Linked DNA regions of Homo sapiens: region 1 is linked to region 2. A link is a loop called in an ENCODE intact Hi-C map of the cell type or tissue named here. Cell type or tissue: tibial artery. All regions are shown on one strand. Each heading gives the region's core, and the rest is flanking DNA. Links, peaks and the distances in the headings are about the cores only.

Region 1 (8,340 bases), core at 45-8,044, 550 kb before region 2:
ATTTCAATAAGATTGTCATTTTATACCTTAAAAATGTAATAAAATAAGGGAAAGTACCAGAATTGGAACTTCAAACGTTTTAACAGTCCATGACAAAAATGGAGATTATCCAGGTCTTCAGGCAAATCTGCCAAAAGAAAAAAGGAAATGTTCATTTGGACATAAGGACATCCTTAAATTCAGCAACCATCCGTGTATCTCCACAACCATTCAAGACAAACAGCTCCAATGAGTTATTATACTACATTTGGTGATATAATAATTCTTTTAGACCACTGAAGGATTCTTATAAATATGAAACTTGAGACAGAAAATGAAGCCCCAAGGACCCAGCCAAGTGCCTATAGAAGTAAATTTCATCCCTAAGCCCAGACCTGTTCAAATTTTAAAAATCAGGTTTGTGATAGATTCCTAAGAAAAAATCTCATCATGGAAAAACAAAACAAAAACAAAAACCCACTACTACTCAAATAGCCAAACAGATATAACATTTATCAGAAAAAAAGACAGTCAAAAGTTGTTTTAAGGTCAGCATTCACATTCCTGGGCAGCATTCGCTGTTTGTCCCAAAGGCCACCAGGCACCTAGGTACTGAATGGACTACCCAGATATGACCAATAAGCTCACCTACAAGAAAAACGTACCAGTTTACATAATAGTAAATATGTATTGACACAAGTCACATTTTAGGACAGCAGTGATTATTTTTACTTGAAAAGCAAAAAATAAATTTAAAAGAACAATTGTGAATAACTGCATTTTGATCTTACGTAAAACAATCAAGCAACCTTGGATCCTCCTTCTCCCCTCCCCCAGCCACGACACACACCCCACTCCTCGATTTAATCTCAAAATTAGCTCTCATCTGACACCAACCAACAGAGTTAATTAGGCAGAAGCAGATGTAACTCAGCAGCTCTTTGCTACAAGCAGAATCACAGTGTTCAAAAAAAAAAAAAAAATACACAGCTAGGAGAGGAACAAAATCAGAAGTCTCTTATCTGTAGCCAATTCTCAACTAAACACATGTATATTATCCACTTTGTATATTATCCACCGCAAATTTTTTAATCTTAGGCTGATTTGTTTCCAACATCCCACTGGCCCCACTGTAAATTCATATAAGCAAGAGAATAGATTGAAAACCAATTTCATTTTAGCCTAAGCAGTATCTAACTGGAAAGACAAATCCACAGGAAAAAAAAATGCATAATTCATTCAAAAGCCAAATAGAAATGATTTTTTTTTTCCTGATTTGGAATTATCCACACTATTTCTCTTTTTCAGAGCATGGGGATTTGCTTCACATGTAGATAGGACATTCTATCACAAGCGAAAACCCTAAAATCATTATTCTCTTTTCATTTTTTTTCTATAAAAACTTGAAGGTTGGACTAAAAGGCTATCAAAAAGGTAGCAAATCATCCTAAATTAATTCTGGGGATTTGTGCTACATCAAATTAAATTATTCTATTTTCTAAGGTTGTGAATCATTTTATTTTTAACTACAAAATATCAGTAAATTATATGGTTGTATCATACGGTCTTATAATATAACACTATTTACATCATTCATTACAAATATTCTAAACATATCTAGAGAAATGCTTAGTCCAGCACTGAGCTTTTAGCTTCACTGGTATTACATAAACATCAACACTATTCAGAAATATTCATGTCAGCATAAGAAGAGTCAAAATATCCTGGATCATAAGTATTATGCGAGGCCTCCTCTAAGCTTTTACTAAAGCTGTGTGTGTTGTTTCAAAATCAATGTCATAACACTCAAGTCATGAGATTATGGATGAGGCAAAAAACAGTGGTAGAAAAAAACAAAGATTAATAATAGAGTTTACACTTTTGTCATCCTGAGTTTTACTTGCTAACAGTTATTTTTAACTATTTTACTTTCATAAGTCCTGGCTTTTTCTTTCTTTTTTTTCCCCAAAGGGATCACTGTTGGAAAACCTGGATTTTTTCAAAGCCCATTGTGTAACTGAGTGAGCATCCACAAATCTAAGCAGTATCTTCCGAAACAGAACAGAACTGTTTAGGGGAAGGGACCTTGACTTATTTTTCTTCTATCAGCACCCAGCTCAGGTTATTGGCAGAGTTGCTCAAAATAGTGTCCTTGGTTAACAAATATCTGTTGTCTGACAACATGAAACGCCATCCATATGGTGATATTTCTTATCTTTCAAATCCTGGATGCATCTATTTCCTCTGAAATCAATGCTTCAGGCCCAAAACATGTGAACTGGGAGGTGAGGTTATAAATACTAATCAAAGAAAAACCAACAAATATTTAGCGAGCTGATGCTCCCTGCATGCAGCCCTGTGGTAGGTACTATGGGGAATACAAAGCAAAGCTAGAGACAGAACATATAAGAAGCAATTAAGAAATAGCAAAGCACTGTTTGGCGGTTCCTCAAAAAGTTAAACACAGAATTACCATATGGTTCTGTAATTCCATTTCTAGGTATAGACTCAAAAGAATTGAGAACAGATACTCAAATAAGTACACGTACACCCATGTTCATAACAAAACTATTCACAGTAGCCAAAAGGTGTAAACAGCCCAAATGTCCATCAACAGATGAACAGATAAACTGTGGTATATCCATACACTAGAATACTATACAACTATAAAAAGCAATGAAGTTTCGATACATGCTACTACAATGTAGATGGACCTCAAACACGTTATGCTGTGAAAGAAGCCAGACACAAAAGGCCACACATCATATAATTTCATTCATATGAGACATCCAGAATAGATAAATCCATAGACAAAACACAGATTGGTGGAGTCTCAGGGACATATCTAGAGAAACTGCTTAATGGGTAAGGGGTTTTATTTGGGATCAATAAAAATGTTTTGGAACTTGATAGTGGCAGTGGTGACACAACACTGAATGTACTAAATGCCACTGATTTGTTCACTTTTTAATGGTTTTTTCATTTTATGTTATGTGAGTTTCACCTCAATAAATTGTTTAAAAAAAAAGAAATAACAAAGCACTAAACTATAATAATAATAATAATACCAACCATTTCCTGACACCTACTGTGGTCCAGGTACTTTACATAGATTATCAGTAAACTTTAAAACAACTCTGTAAGGTAGCATTGTTGTTTTTACAAAAGGAAAACAGGCTTGACTTAGCCAAGATCTCAGAGCCATTAAGTCATGAAGGATTTTAATTCAGATGCCAAAGCCCAAACTCTTTCTGTCTCTCCAGAGGTTTTCAAACTAGGCTCTTTAGATCTCTGTGACAAGGAGTTACTTCGGGTATTACCTTCAGGTACCCCTTGTGGGTTAAACTTTGGGCCATTGCAGCACCTTGAACCCAACAGTGCAGCTCCACTTTAACTGTTTTACATATATTTGTCTTCCCCATAAGATTCGCTTTAAAGGAAGTGTTCCTCTGATTACAGAAGGAAGAAGTCTGGAAACAACTGTGACTATACTACCTTGCTGAAACCACGTGGAGGATGGATGAACATCTCTTGGATGGATGGGACTGAAACTGAACCTTGAAAGATAATGCTGAGCCTGGATAAGTGCCCCACCGTCCCTCTGCCCAAATTCAAATCCTTCATGGCCCAGTGCAAACAACTTCTCAAAAGCCCCAAACATCTTTGTCTAACAGGAAGCTTTTAGCTTTTTTACTGTTTTGACATTCATTTCCCACTTAGTATTATGCTTACTTGTGTATTAACCTTGTCACCCCTACTAGACTATAAAATTCTTAAAAACAGGATTCATGCTTGATTCATCTTTGTATACCCTAAGATTTCCCAAGACCACAACTTGATCATAAGAGGGTTTCAATGCCTATTTGCTAAATAAATGTATCGGGGAATGAATGAAGGAAATCAAAGTGAAATAACAGAAGCTAAGAATGAGCTGTCAAACAAAAGGGACACCAAGTCCATGTGCCTGACTAGAACAGGTATATGCTCAAAAGGGATAAAGAAATTAAGTTGGGCCAGGCACAATGGCTCATGCCTCTAATCCCAGCACTTTGGGAGGTCAAGGAAGGAGGATTACTTGAGGCCAGGAGCTCGAGACAAGCCTAGGCAACACAACAAGACCCTACCTCTACAAAAATAAAAAATTAGGTGGCTGTGGTGGTGTACACCTGTAGACCCAGCTACTCGGGAGACCGAGGCAAGAGGATCTCTTGAGCCGCCCAGGAGGTTGAGGCCACAGTGGGCTATGATTGTGCCACTGCTCTCCAGCCTAGGCAATAGAGCAAGACTCTGTCTCTAAAAAAGACAAATATAATTTAAAAATGAAAAACAGAAATAGGCCAGGCACAGTGGCTCACACCTGTAATCCTAGCACTTTGGGAGGCCAAGGCGGGCAGATCACGAGGTCAGGAGATTGAGACCATCCTGGCCAACATGGTGAAACTCCATCTCTACTAAAATACAAAAAATTAGCCAGGCGTGGTGGTGCATGCCTGTGGTCCCAGCTACTCGGAAGGCTGAGGCAGGGGAATTGCTTGAACCCCGGAGGTGGTGGATGCAGTGAGCCGAGATCGCGCCACTGCACTCCAGCCTGGCAACAGAGCCAGAATCCATCTCAAAAAAAAAAAAAACAGAAATAAAGTTGGCTGTGAAAAAAGCCAAGCTGTGGTGTGTGAACGTGACAGATGAATAGGAAGCCACTGCAGGAGCAGGTGACACCATAATGCACAGGGAAGGGCATGCACATACACACACAAACCTGTTGAATGTTTGAATCACTCTGGCAATAGTAGCCATCTACTCTGGAGGGAAGGGTGATTGAAAGAAAAAACAAAAGCAACCAGTATTTCATCTCTGCAAACATCAATCTTGTTCAACTTATATTTATGAGCCTAACTCAGCAGCAAGCCCAGAGCAGGCACTCAATAAAACGCTGGTTGAACTGAATATTTAATTCCCCATCTTTTTAGAGTAACACTAAGTTCTTTCCCACTACTCATTAACAAAGAGAGTTTTCAATTCATAAGCTAATAATGTTTTCCAAGGATTTCTAAGAGGCTAAATCACCATAAAAATTATCATTTCAACTAATACATATTATATTAATTGCAAGTTTAATTTTTCATGTCATGCTCTCCTAGTTGACAATATCCTTGTTATGTCATTAAACTATAATTGTGTAAATGTGCTTCAACAAACAATAACTGAACCATCAATAAACTATTATGGTTTCCATAATCCCTAGCAAAGATTAGTTTCAACATCATCATCATAAATTAGTAGAGACAGGTCCCAAATCTCCTGGTGAAACCCATGAATTAGGTTTGCATAGTTATCCCTGCATTTAAGTGCTCAATAGTTTCAGTCTCTAAAATTTAATCACACTGTTAGGAACCTCACAGGAAATTTGATCCCTTGTAAAACAGAGGAATTTAGAGACAAGATGAAAAGTCATTTGAAGTCATCAGGTCTTTGGAGCCAGGGTACACTGATTAGTAATGATGTATTATAACTAAGCACTTTCACTTAAGAAATAATCAACTAAATTTAGAGTGTCTTTTTTTGGCATTTAAAAATTCCTATTCAATCCTAGATTTCTCCCTAATTACAAATTAGCTTTAGTTGGTTTTTGATGACAAAGACCGAGAATAATGTATTAAGGGAAAAAATGTGATTTTTTTTTTTTTTTTTTTTTTTTTGAGACAGAGTCTTGCCCTGTTGCCCAGGCTGGAGTGCAATGGCGTGATCTCGGCTCACTGCAACCTCCGCCTCCCGGGTTCAAACGACTCTCCTGCCCCAGCCTTCTGAGTAGCTGGGATTACAGGCACATGCCACCATGCCATTGTTTGTTTGTTGTTGTTGTTTTTATTTTTAGTAGAGACGGGGTTTTACCATGTTGGCCAGGCTGGTCTCGAGCTCCTGACCTTGTGATCCAGCTGCCTGAGCCTCCCAAAGTGCTGGGATTACAGGCATGAGCCATCATGCCCGGCCAAAAAATGTGATTTTTAAAAAACTTTTTAAAATAGAGATACAAGGCCAGGCTTGGTGGCTTATGCCTATAATCCCAGCACTTCGACAGGCCAAGGCAGGTGGATCACCTGAGGTCAGGAGTTTGAGACCAGCCCGGCCAACATGGTGAAACCCCATCTCTACTAAATACAAAAAATTAGCAGGCGTGGTGGCGCATGCCTGTAATCCCAGCTCTTTGGGAGGCTGAGGCAGGAAAATTGCTTGAACCCAGGAGGTGGAGGTTGCAGTGAGCCAAGATTACGCCATTGCACTCCAGCCTGGGCAACAAGAGCAAAACTCTATCTCAACAAAATAAATAAGATAAAATGAAGATACCAAAAAATCTAAATAAATAAATAAAAATAGAGGCGGGGGTCTCCCTATGTTGCCCAGGCATGTCTTGAACTCCAGGGCTCAAGGGATCCTTTCACTGTAGCCTCCCAAAGTAGTGGGATTACAGGCATGAGCCACTGCACCTGGCTGAGAAAAATCTGACATCTTAACTTTTTTATGATTCTTTTGAAAGAGAGATTATTACAGGATTCTTTGTTAACTGTATTACAGATGTCTTCAGACCAGATATCCAGATACCCTGAAAAATTCAGGTTCCCTTTTGAGAGTTTCATAAATATTATAGCTCTACTCTAAAAAATAAGCACATGTACCCATATACACTGGTATACATTTTTAAGGGTTAACAGACCTTCTGTCATCCAGCCATGGACCACTTAAGGTCCACTGGCTATATACAGAGAGGTATTTTATCCAGTTTCACAATAGTTAGCTTTGTGTGCTTTACTTAAGGCATGTTACATCAAGAGTAAGAAAGTTATTCTTTTTGGTTTTGGATGTTATCAAAAAACAGGTTTCTGACATTTTAATCAACAAGTAGGTGTGCTGTGATGGGAAGTATCAGAGTCAGGGATCCAGTCCCCATTCTGCTAGCTACCTAGGCTAGGGGATATTGGACATGCTACTAAATCAATCTAAGTCTCTGTTTTCTCTTCTGTAAAAATGAGAATACTTCTCTGTTTTACAGAACCGTTAAGAGGAATCACTGAGATAACAAATATGAAAGCAGCAAGGATGATGGCAGACACATAGCAGGAACACAATAAAATGCTAGCTCATAAAAGGAAAAAGGGCAATACAGTCAGCTGGAGACCTGTAAAATCTAATCTGGCTGAACTTCTGTCTATATGACCATTTTCTCCTAAGAGACAGGAGAAGTCAGCACCTGGCTCTTAGTTATAGCTGCAGAGAAGTAAAAATTCAAGACAGAGAACAGAAAAAAGTGAAGGAAAGCAAAAATAGATTGTAATGGTGAGGCTGGGGTCAAGAAGAGTGTATTTTACTCATAGTTATACATTGTTTAAGGTCAACAAAGCTTTAAAAAGATAGTACTGCATAGGAGAATATCTTATTGACCTCAGGGTAGGAAAAGTCTTAAAACAAGACACAAAAGGCACTAACCATAAAGTAAAGACCAATAAATTTGACTCCATTAAAATTAAGAACTTCTGTTCATTAAAAGACACCATAAAGAGAGTGAAAAGGCAAGCCACAGTATTTGCAACACACACACATGACAAAGGACTTGTATTCACAGTAAATAAAGAACTTCTAAATAGCAATAAAAGATACAAGGCCCAACTTTTAAAAGCAGGGTGGGAAAGACTTGAACAGAACTTTATAAATGAGGCTATCTAAATGGCTAAAAAAGTATATGAAGAGCTGGCCGGGTGCAGAGGCTCACGCCTGTAATCCCAGCACTTTGGGAGGCCAAGACGGGCGGGTCAACTGAGATCAGGAGTTTGAAACAAGCCTGCCCAACATGGCAAAACCCCATCTCTACTAAAAATACAAAAAATTAGCTGGTTGTGGTAGTGGGCACCTGTAATCCCAGCTACTCAGGAGGCTGAGGCAGGAGAATCGCTTGAACCCAGGAAGCAGAGGTTGCAGTGAGCCAAGATCACGCCACTGCACTCCAGCCTGGGTGACAAAAGCAAAACTCCGTCTCAAAAAAAAAAAAAAAAAAAAAAAAAAAAAAAAAAAATATATATATATATATATATATATATATATATATATATGAAGAGCTGTGCAATCTGATTACTAATCAGGTAAACGCAAAATTTACCATATTGGCTAAAATCATAAAAGCTAAAAAGGCTGAGATTGGAGAGGGCGAGAAGCAAGGGAATTCATATATTGCTGGAGGGAGTGTAACCTGGTACAATACTTTAGAAGAGTTTGGTACTTAGTAAAGATGAAGACAAGCATACCTTATGACTAGGTGACCATACAATTCATCATCTAACCCTAGATACTTTTGAAAACTAAAAGTGTTACAGT
Region 2 (8,340 bases), core at 68-8,067:
TCTGTAATGAAGTTTTAAAAGTTTATGTTCACTTTTCTTTTTGAGATGGAGTCTCGCTCTTGTCACCCAGGCTGGAGTGCAGTGGTGTGATCTCGGCTCACTACAATCTCCACCTCCCGGGTTCAAGCTATTCTCCTGCCTCAGCCTCCAGAGTAGCTGGGATTATAGGTGCCCGCCACCACGCCTGGCTAATTTTTGTATTTTTGGTAGAGATGGGGTTTCGCTATGTTGGCCAGGCTGGTCTCGAACTCCTGATCTCAGCTGATCCGCCTGCCTCAGCCTCCCGAAGTGCTGGGATTACAGGCATGAGCCACTGCGCTCAGCCTATGTTCACTTTTCTTTAACATCAACACAGATTTACATGATCTCTACTAAAAGTATCATTTAAGATTCCAATAGGCAACTACCTTGTCTCATCTTCATACATTTTCTGAGTCATGATTCACTGTACTTCAAGTTGATGTAACAATTTGAATATTGAATTTTATATGTTCCCTCCCCAAATAATGTAAGCCAAACCTTCCGCATTAATTTTATTGCCCGTTATTTACAAATATGCTTTACACTCATGTCTCCTAATTCTTAAAAAAAGAGCCATACTGTCTTTGCCCAGGGTTTCTGTATATAAAGACACATAACATGGCATTTGAAAGGTTCTAAGTAAAAAAGTACTTAAAAATTTTTTTTTCTCTTTTTTTTTTTTTTTTTTTGAGACAGGGTCTCAGTACATCGCCCCAGGCAGGAGTGTAGTGGCACCATTATGGCTCACTGCAGCCTCAACCTCCCGGGCTCAAGTGATCCTCCCACTATAGCTTCCTGAGTAGCTGGGATTACAAGCATGTACCACCATGCCCAGCTAATTTTTTGTAGAGATGGAGTTTCATCATGTTGCCCAGGCTGGTCTTGAACTCCTGAGCTCTCCCACCTCACCCTCCCAAAATGCTGGGATTACAGGCAACGTCAATGCAAACAACAATCTGGTATTCGAGTTTTATACAGAATATATTTTATAACAGATATATTTTTATATTTTCTTTTCCCTTCAGTTAATAACACTGATATGTTTTCCATTTATATTTCTGCTTCAGGTAATAGGACATAACATCCCCCTCTCTCATGATTACTTCCTAATTTTCCTTTATGACTTGTTTTTCTGGCCAGTCCATTAACGTAGATTTCCTTAAATCCTAAGTCTAGTTTTCTCATCCAAGAGATTTTTTTTTTTTTTTGAGACGGAGTCTCACTCTATCACCCAGGCTGGAGTGCAGTGGCGCAATCTTGGCTCACTGCAACCTCCGCCTCCTGGGTTCAAGTGATTCTCGTGCCTCAGCCTCCTGAGTAGCTGGGATTACAGGCGTGCACCACCACGCCCCACTAATTTTTTGTATTTTTAGTAGACAGGGGGTTTCACCATGTTAGCCAGGATGGTCTTGATCTCCTGACCACGTGATCTGCCCGCCTCAGTCTCCCAAAGTGCTGGGATTACAGGTGTGAGCCACTGCGCCCGGCCAAGAGATTTATCTTGAGCGATCATATCCACTCACTCCATTTATATGTTCATAATTCTTGTATTGCTATCTTGAACTTCAGGATAAATTAGACCAGCTAGATTCAAATCTCATCTTTTCAATTCCTACTTGTGTCACCATAAGCAGGTCTCTGTGCCTCAGTTTTCTCATCTGTAAAACAGCGATAATAATGATAAAGACCACTCGCGGTGGCTCATGCTTGTAATCCCAGAACTTTAAGAGGCTGAGGTGGGAGGATCACTTGAGCCCAGGGGTTCGAGACAAGCCTGGGCAACATAGTGAGACCCAGTCTCCTTAAAAAATAAAAAAATTTGTTTTAAATATTAACTATTTCATGGTAGTATTCTTGTGAGCATTAAGTGTGATAATACATGCGAATCATTTGCCACAATGCATTAAATGGTAGCTCTGAGGTCTGGTGTTGACTGGCCTTTTCCTACATTATATAAGAACCATACTCCTGCCCTGGGGCAAGTTAACTTCAAATATCATTGTCTATAAACCACAATGAATAATTCCTTCCTCAAGAGTCTGTTGTGTCTAGCAAGATTATCAGCTTGTTGTCAATACTAGAGAACGTGAAAACTGGAAGTTCAGAAACTGCCAAAAAATAAATTGTTACACAGTTGTAAAATGAGTAAATCTGTTTAAACTGAAGATATTTAACTAGATAGCTAAGTCCTAGAACTTCCACTGTGCTCCCTCTTCCAGGACTTAGAATGTGCCTGGGCCCTTGAGCACTCAGTAAAGCCTTGATAAATTGATGTCTCAATGCTCACAGTTGGCCAGGATGTTTTAAAAAACACTCCTCAAGCCAGCCATGGTGACTCGCACCTGCAGTCCCACTGCTTTGGGAGGCAGGGACTGAAGGATCGCTTTAGGCCAGGAGTTTGAGACCAGTCTGAGCAACATAGCAAGAGTCTGTTTCTGCAAAAATTAAAAAATGAGCCAGGTGTGGTGGCACACACTTGTAGTCCTAGCTGCTTGGGAAGCTGAGGCAGGAGAATCACTTGAACCCAAGAGTGTGAGGTTACAGTAAGCTATGATCATGCTCCTGCACTCTAGCCTGGGCAACATAGTGAGATTCAGTCTCTAAATAGATATATAAAAACACCAGTAAATAAATGGGAAATCATTTAGGAAGCAGCTTATACCAATATTTATTCAGAGACTATTAAGACCTTAAGGATATGATCTTAAGAATATTTAAGGGTATATGTCAATCTGAAATAAAGGATATTAACAATAATACATAGTACAGTACAGTAAATTAAAAAAATAAAGGATTAATACATAGTCCCAACCTGACTATAACCTCTCACTCACTTTTTAAACCACTAAGTCTGTTGATTGCACCTACCAGATAACCTTCAATTCCACCTCTCTCCTCTTTAATCCCACTGACACGTTTCAAGGCCTCCTGATTTCTTATTTGGACTATTCCAGCAGTCTAACTGGGTTTTTGTTTTGTTTTGTTTTGTTTGAGACAGGGTCTCACTCTGTCACCCAGGCTGGAGTGCAATGGTGCAATCTCGGCTCAGTGGAGCCTTGATCTCCCAGGCTCAGGCGATCCTCCCACCTCAGCCTCCTTAGTAGCTGGGACCACAGATGCATATAGATATAGATATATAGATATAGATGTATAAATATATAAAATACAACCTAGTTTAATGTCTTTATATCTAAACCACTCTAAATTCCCCATCTCACATACTATGCTTCAGTCATATTGAGCTGTTCTCCAACTTTAGTATATGTGTTGCCTAAGTGAGCACCAGGTGTTCTCATAAAATGCTTCTCTTATATCTCTGTACAAAGACTATTCACAAATATAACCATGCCACACACTCATTTTCCAATCTATCATTTTGTCTAAGTTCCTACTTGTCTTTAAATACTCAGCTTAATACATCATCTTCTCTGTGAAGCCTATTCTGTTAATCTTCCAACTCTAAACTAGATATCCCTCCTCTATGCTCTTAGAGGTCCCTTTCAAGTATTTATCATAAAGCTTATCACTTGCCTAATGAATTACTATGTGAGTCCTCAGAATTCTGAGAATGGCTGCTCATCTGTACAGTGGCTAATAATATCTACACTGAAGGACTATTATAAGGATAAATACATGAAGTGCCTAGCACTTAAAAAAGTTCCAGTAAATGATGGCTATACTATATTATTAGCATTTTTCTCAAAAGTAAGCACCCTAATATTCACTTTACTAACTCCAGTAGCTATCCCAATACTTGGCAAAAAATAAGTTGTTACACAGTTGTAAAATGAGTAAATCTATGTTTGACAAAGATGACTCCTATAGCATTGTAAAAGACGAATTTGAGGAAGTCCTGCAAAAGACCCTTTAGGACCTCAGAAGAGAATCACTTTTAGAATTTTTTTAAAACCAAATACACATTCCATACAGACCAAGATTTGGCACCTCATTTGAGAATTACTACTAAAGGGAGTTTCTGTTAATTTATGTGGTAGTAGGAGTAGGGAGTTGGAGAGATGGAAGGGGACCCAATCCCTCATGTGCTGTTGGGATAGAAGAAACAGAGCCACAGAGGTGAGTGCTATGGCACCTAATGTAAGAGATGAAGGGCTGGGAGCAGTGGCTCACGCCTGTAATCCCAGCACTTGGCGAGGCCGAAGCAGACAGATCATCTGAGGTTGGGAGTTCCAGGCCAGCCTGACCAACGTGGAGAAACCCCGTCTCTACTAAAAATACAAAATTAGCCGGGCATGGTGACACACGTCTGTAATCCCAGCTACTTGGGAGGCTGAGGCAGGAGACTCACTTGAACCTGGGAGGGAGAGGCCACGGTGAGCCGAGATCGTGCCATTGCACAGCCTAGGCAGCAAGAGCAAAATTCCGTCTCAAAAAAAAAAAAAAAAAATAGAATTTGCCAGGCGTGGTGGCTCATGCCTGTAATCCTAGCACTTTGGGAGGCCAAGACTGGCGGATCACCTGAGTTCGGGAGTTCGAGACCAGCCTGGCCAACATGGAGAAACCCTGTCTCTACTAAAAATACAAAAAATTAGCCGGGCATGGTGGCACACGCCTGTAATGCCAACTACTCAGAAGGCTGAAGCAGGAGAATCTCTTGAACGCAGGAGGCGGAGGTTGCAGTGAGCCAAGATCAAACCATTGCACTCCAGCCTGGGCAACAAGAAAACAAGAGCGAGCTGGGCGCAGTGGCTCATGCCTGTAATCCCAGCACTTTGGGAGGCCTAGGCAGGCGGATCACAAGGTCAGGAGATCAAGACTATCCAGGCTAACACGGTGAAACCCCATCTCTACTAAAAATACAAAAAATTAGCCAGGCGTGGTGGCGGGCACCTGTAGTCCCAGCTACTCAGGAGGCTGAGGCAGGAGAATGGCGTGAACTCAGGAGGCGGATCTTGCAGTGAGCAGAGATGGCGCCACTGCACTCCAGCCTGGGCAAGAGCGAGACTCTGTCTCAAAAAAAAAAAAAAAAGAAAGAAAGAAAACAAGAGCGAAACTCCGTCTCATTAAAAAAAAAAAAAAGATGAAGATGAGGGCAACAAACATAAAAGTCAAAAAGAGGGGTAAGATTTGAGAGTCATTTCAAAGGATAATAAGAGTTGGTGAGCAACCTGGGGATCAAAGATGGCTGAAAACATCTAGTATGACAAAATAAGTTAATTGTAATATCAAGTCAAGAAGCAAGGCACACAAATTGACCCAGATTTAGAAACCAGCAAGGTCAAAAGGGAGAGAGAACTGAGTAATGGTAAGATGTAGCTGAAATAACCGAGCATGCCACTCAGGCTGTATATAGAGAGTAAAGTCAAACTAGGAAGAAGCCAAACAGGAAGCTAACATAGATTACTTTTTTTAAAGCAGTCCTGGGTAGGAAGTAGGTTCAGAACATAGTCCTAAAAAACAGTTGATCAAATGGAATGGAGATAAAGGTCGTTATAAAAGAGGAGTCCAAGAAAGTGTGGTAATTAGTATTAGAAACGTCATCTACATGAGAACTAATTAGATAGCAGAAAACAGAATATTTGTTAAACAGGGAGGTACCAAAATTTTCAAAGAACTTGAAGAGATCTAAAACAGTGACACAGATGAGAACTCCAAAAGCTTCCCAACAATTTTTCCTTAGGCTAATCTAGTGTTTACCTATGACTAAAGTGGCTAACTGAAGCTTGCTTCTACGTCAGTAAATCAGAACCTACCATTGTCATCCAGAACAACTACTCTCATGGTATTTTTTCAATAGATTCTTGACAGTTTCTTATGGCAGGAAAAATACATTCTACACCAGGTGATTTTCATATACTATAAGACAAAATTAACAGCAAAAGAAAAATATGATTTTACACTAAACAATGCTCATTTCATAATCTTATACTAGAAGATATCATTAAACCTTTCATTCTAAAGGTTCTGGTAAGGGAATGACTCAGATGGGAACAAGGAAAAGCTTCATATATATATTTGTCACAACCAAGAACATTTCTGAAGAAATACATGTTTTCTGGGAAGCTTCCAGTGTTCTCATCATCATGGTTATTCTCATTACTATGCATAGTTCCAAAAGCAACAAAACAATTTCTTATTAAAGTAGTTAAATCCAACAAAGAAATAAAACTAAATCTTACCACTCTTAAAAGCTTCAGGGAATTATTATATTTTATGGCTATTCGTAATATTTTAGTACATTTTAAATGATCCAACTACAGTGTCTTTTCATAAGTACTTCGGTATCACCATGCAATTTTAATCCATATGCTTAAACCCCTTTCACAGTTTACAGGAACAAAGCGGTTTTGATTCACAACAATGCCCTGCAGTCAAATACGCTCATGAGGTATTAATTTACAACTTCATCTGTGATCAGTTAAACTGCATGTGAAATCTTAAACATCCTTAAAAAGTTCACCACAAATAGTTCAATAAGAGATTTTTTGGTAACATTACTTTAACAAAAAACATGTAAGATTAAACTCTATTGTAAAATAAAACCAAATGCCACTTGCTTTTAAGGATAACCCACTAATAAAACAATCTTTTAAACTGTCACCTTTTACATCTAAAATATTAATTAAAAATGTAACACTGCTATCAAAAGCATGTGCCTTGTAAGCTTTTGCAAGAAAAGTCACACATAAAAAAGAAAACCAATTTCATGAAGAAAATGTGCATATTTCAACAAATAAAATGTCTCTTTAATCAGTCCTAGGAGCCAGATGTATTAAAATGTCAGGTCAACCTGAATCATACCAAAACAAAAGATTAAAATTACCAATTTTTCCAAACAACTAAAATGTCAGGTCCATAAAAGTTATGGACAAAGACAGCAATAATTTTTTAAAAAGAAAATAAATTTCCAATGCAGCTCATATTAGTAAAAAACAATAATAACTAACTTCTCAGAAAACTTGCAGTTTTGATCTTCATATTTATGTAATCTGAACCTTATGGTATTTACTCAGATTTTTTTTCTTAGCTAGCTAAAATAATAGTTATTTTGATTGGTATTCTAAGTCAATCTGAGGAATTATTATCTCATATAACAAAAAGTCCAGAGCTACAGCAGCTCCAGGGATAGGTAATTTATGATGCCTCATCAAGATCATGGACCTAAGTTCTTTCCTTGTTTTTCCTGTGTCATCTTTAGTGTGATGACTTTTTGTCCCCTAACGGTTTCAAAGTAGCTACACTAGTTGCAAGTAACAATTTAATGTCTAGGATCATAAGAGAGACTGCCTTCCCCTTGCTTATGTTTCTTTACCAAAAAAGTGGGGAACTTCCCCCAATGAACTGGCTCTCAAGGCCACTCACTATCAAATCAATGGGAGAGGGCATAAAATTACCATTACTGATTTGGATTAATTCGGGCTCAGCCCATGAGCATAAGAAGAACTCAACTTCCCATAAAGCACATGGGTATCTGTTAAGTGATCAAAACCAGGGCATCAGATCAACATTATCAAAAGTAAAGCATCAAATCAACACTATCTTCACATTTGTGTATAACACATAACAGCCATTATTTCCTTTACATGCTTCAAATGAATATTATCCAAGTTGAGTATACCTTATTCAAAATTTCTTTTGAGTCTCTTGTCGGCTCACAAAATGTTTCAGATTTTGGAGCATTATGAATTTCAAATTTTCAAATTATGGATACTTAACCTGTATATAAACCAGTGTGGTAAACCTTTTTGTAACCCTTAATATCTCAACTTGATTAACTGAGTATCTCACTAGACAACTTAATTTTGCATCTAAATTAGGAAAGACAAAATAACTACAATTCAAAATATGTGTCAAACTTTCAGTAAAACCAAAGGACTTAATACATGCATGAACTTCTGATTCCTCCTGAAACCTCACTAAAACTCTGAAAGACAAGAAAAACAAAAAAATAATGGTGACAAAATTTTGGACAGTGGAAAGCAGAGTGAGGTGCAGTGATCAACTCAATAGACCCAAGAAAGCTGAATTATAAACAGCAGTGAGAAAACCAAATTTACACTGCCATAGCCCCAAAAGCATTACACTGGGTGGCATTAGGAATCTCTACAAATAGAAGTGATGGTTGGCATTAAAACTTATTTAGAGCTGGGCATAGGGGTAAACACCCATAATCCAAACTATCTGGAAGGCCAAGGTGGGAGAAATACTTGAGGCCAGAAGTTAGACACCAGCCTGGGCTACAAGGCAAGCCCCAACTCTAAAAAACGTGTGTGTGTGTGTGTGTGTGTGTGTGTGTGTTTAAACTTGTTTAAGGCCGGGCGCGGTGGCTCACACCTGTAATCCCAGCACTTTGGGAGGCCA

Evidence for each region. A loop is a pair of places that touch in the nucleus more often than their neighbours do. Peaks named below come from ENCODE experiments on the same cell type or tissue, not always from the same donor. Only the 100,000 strongest peaks of a DNase experiment are listed, where the experiment ranks them.
Region 1: it touches region 2 in a loop (2.9-fold over the local background); 7 of 110 quality-filtered maps call a loop at or near these places.

Annotation. Positions count from the first base shown.
Region 1 is chr10:74,830,470-74,838,809 of GRCh38, reverse strand. KAT6B (lysine acetyltransferase 6B) reads right to left here. Exons shown (of 18, transcript NM_012330.4): 2 at 58-127. Among named protein-coding and RNA genes, the nearest start is that of KAT6B, 8.0 kb to the right of the region's middle. In tibial artery, for the core only: no CTCF peak of the experiment used is centred there; no DNase peak of the experiment used is centred there.
Region 2 is chr10:74,280,353-74,288,692 of GRCh38, reverse strand. The region is part of intron 3 of ADK (adenosine kinase); the gene reads right to left. Among named protein-coding and RNA genes, the nearest start is that of ADK, 130 kb to the right of the region's middle. In tibial artery, for the core only: no CTCF peak of the experiment used is centred there; no DNase peak of the experiment used is centred there.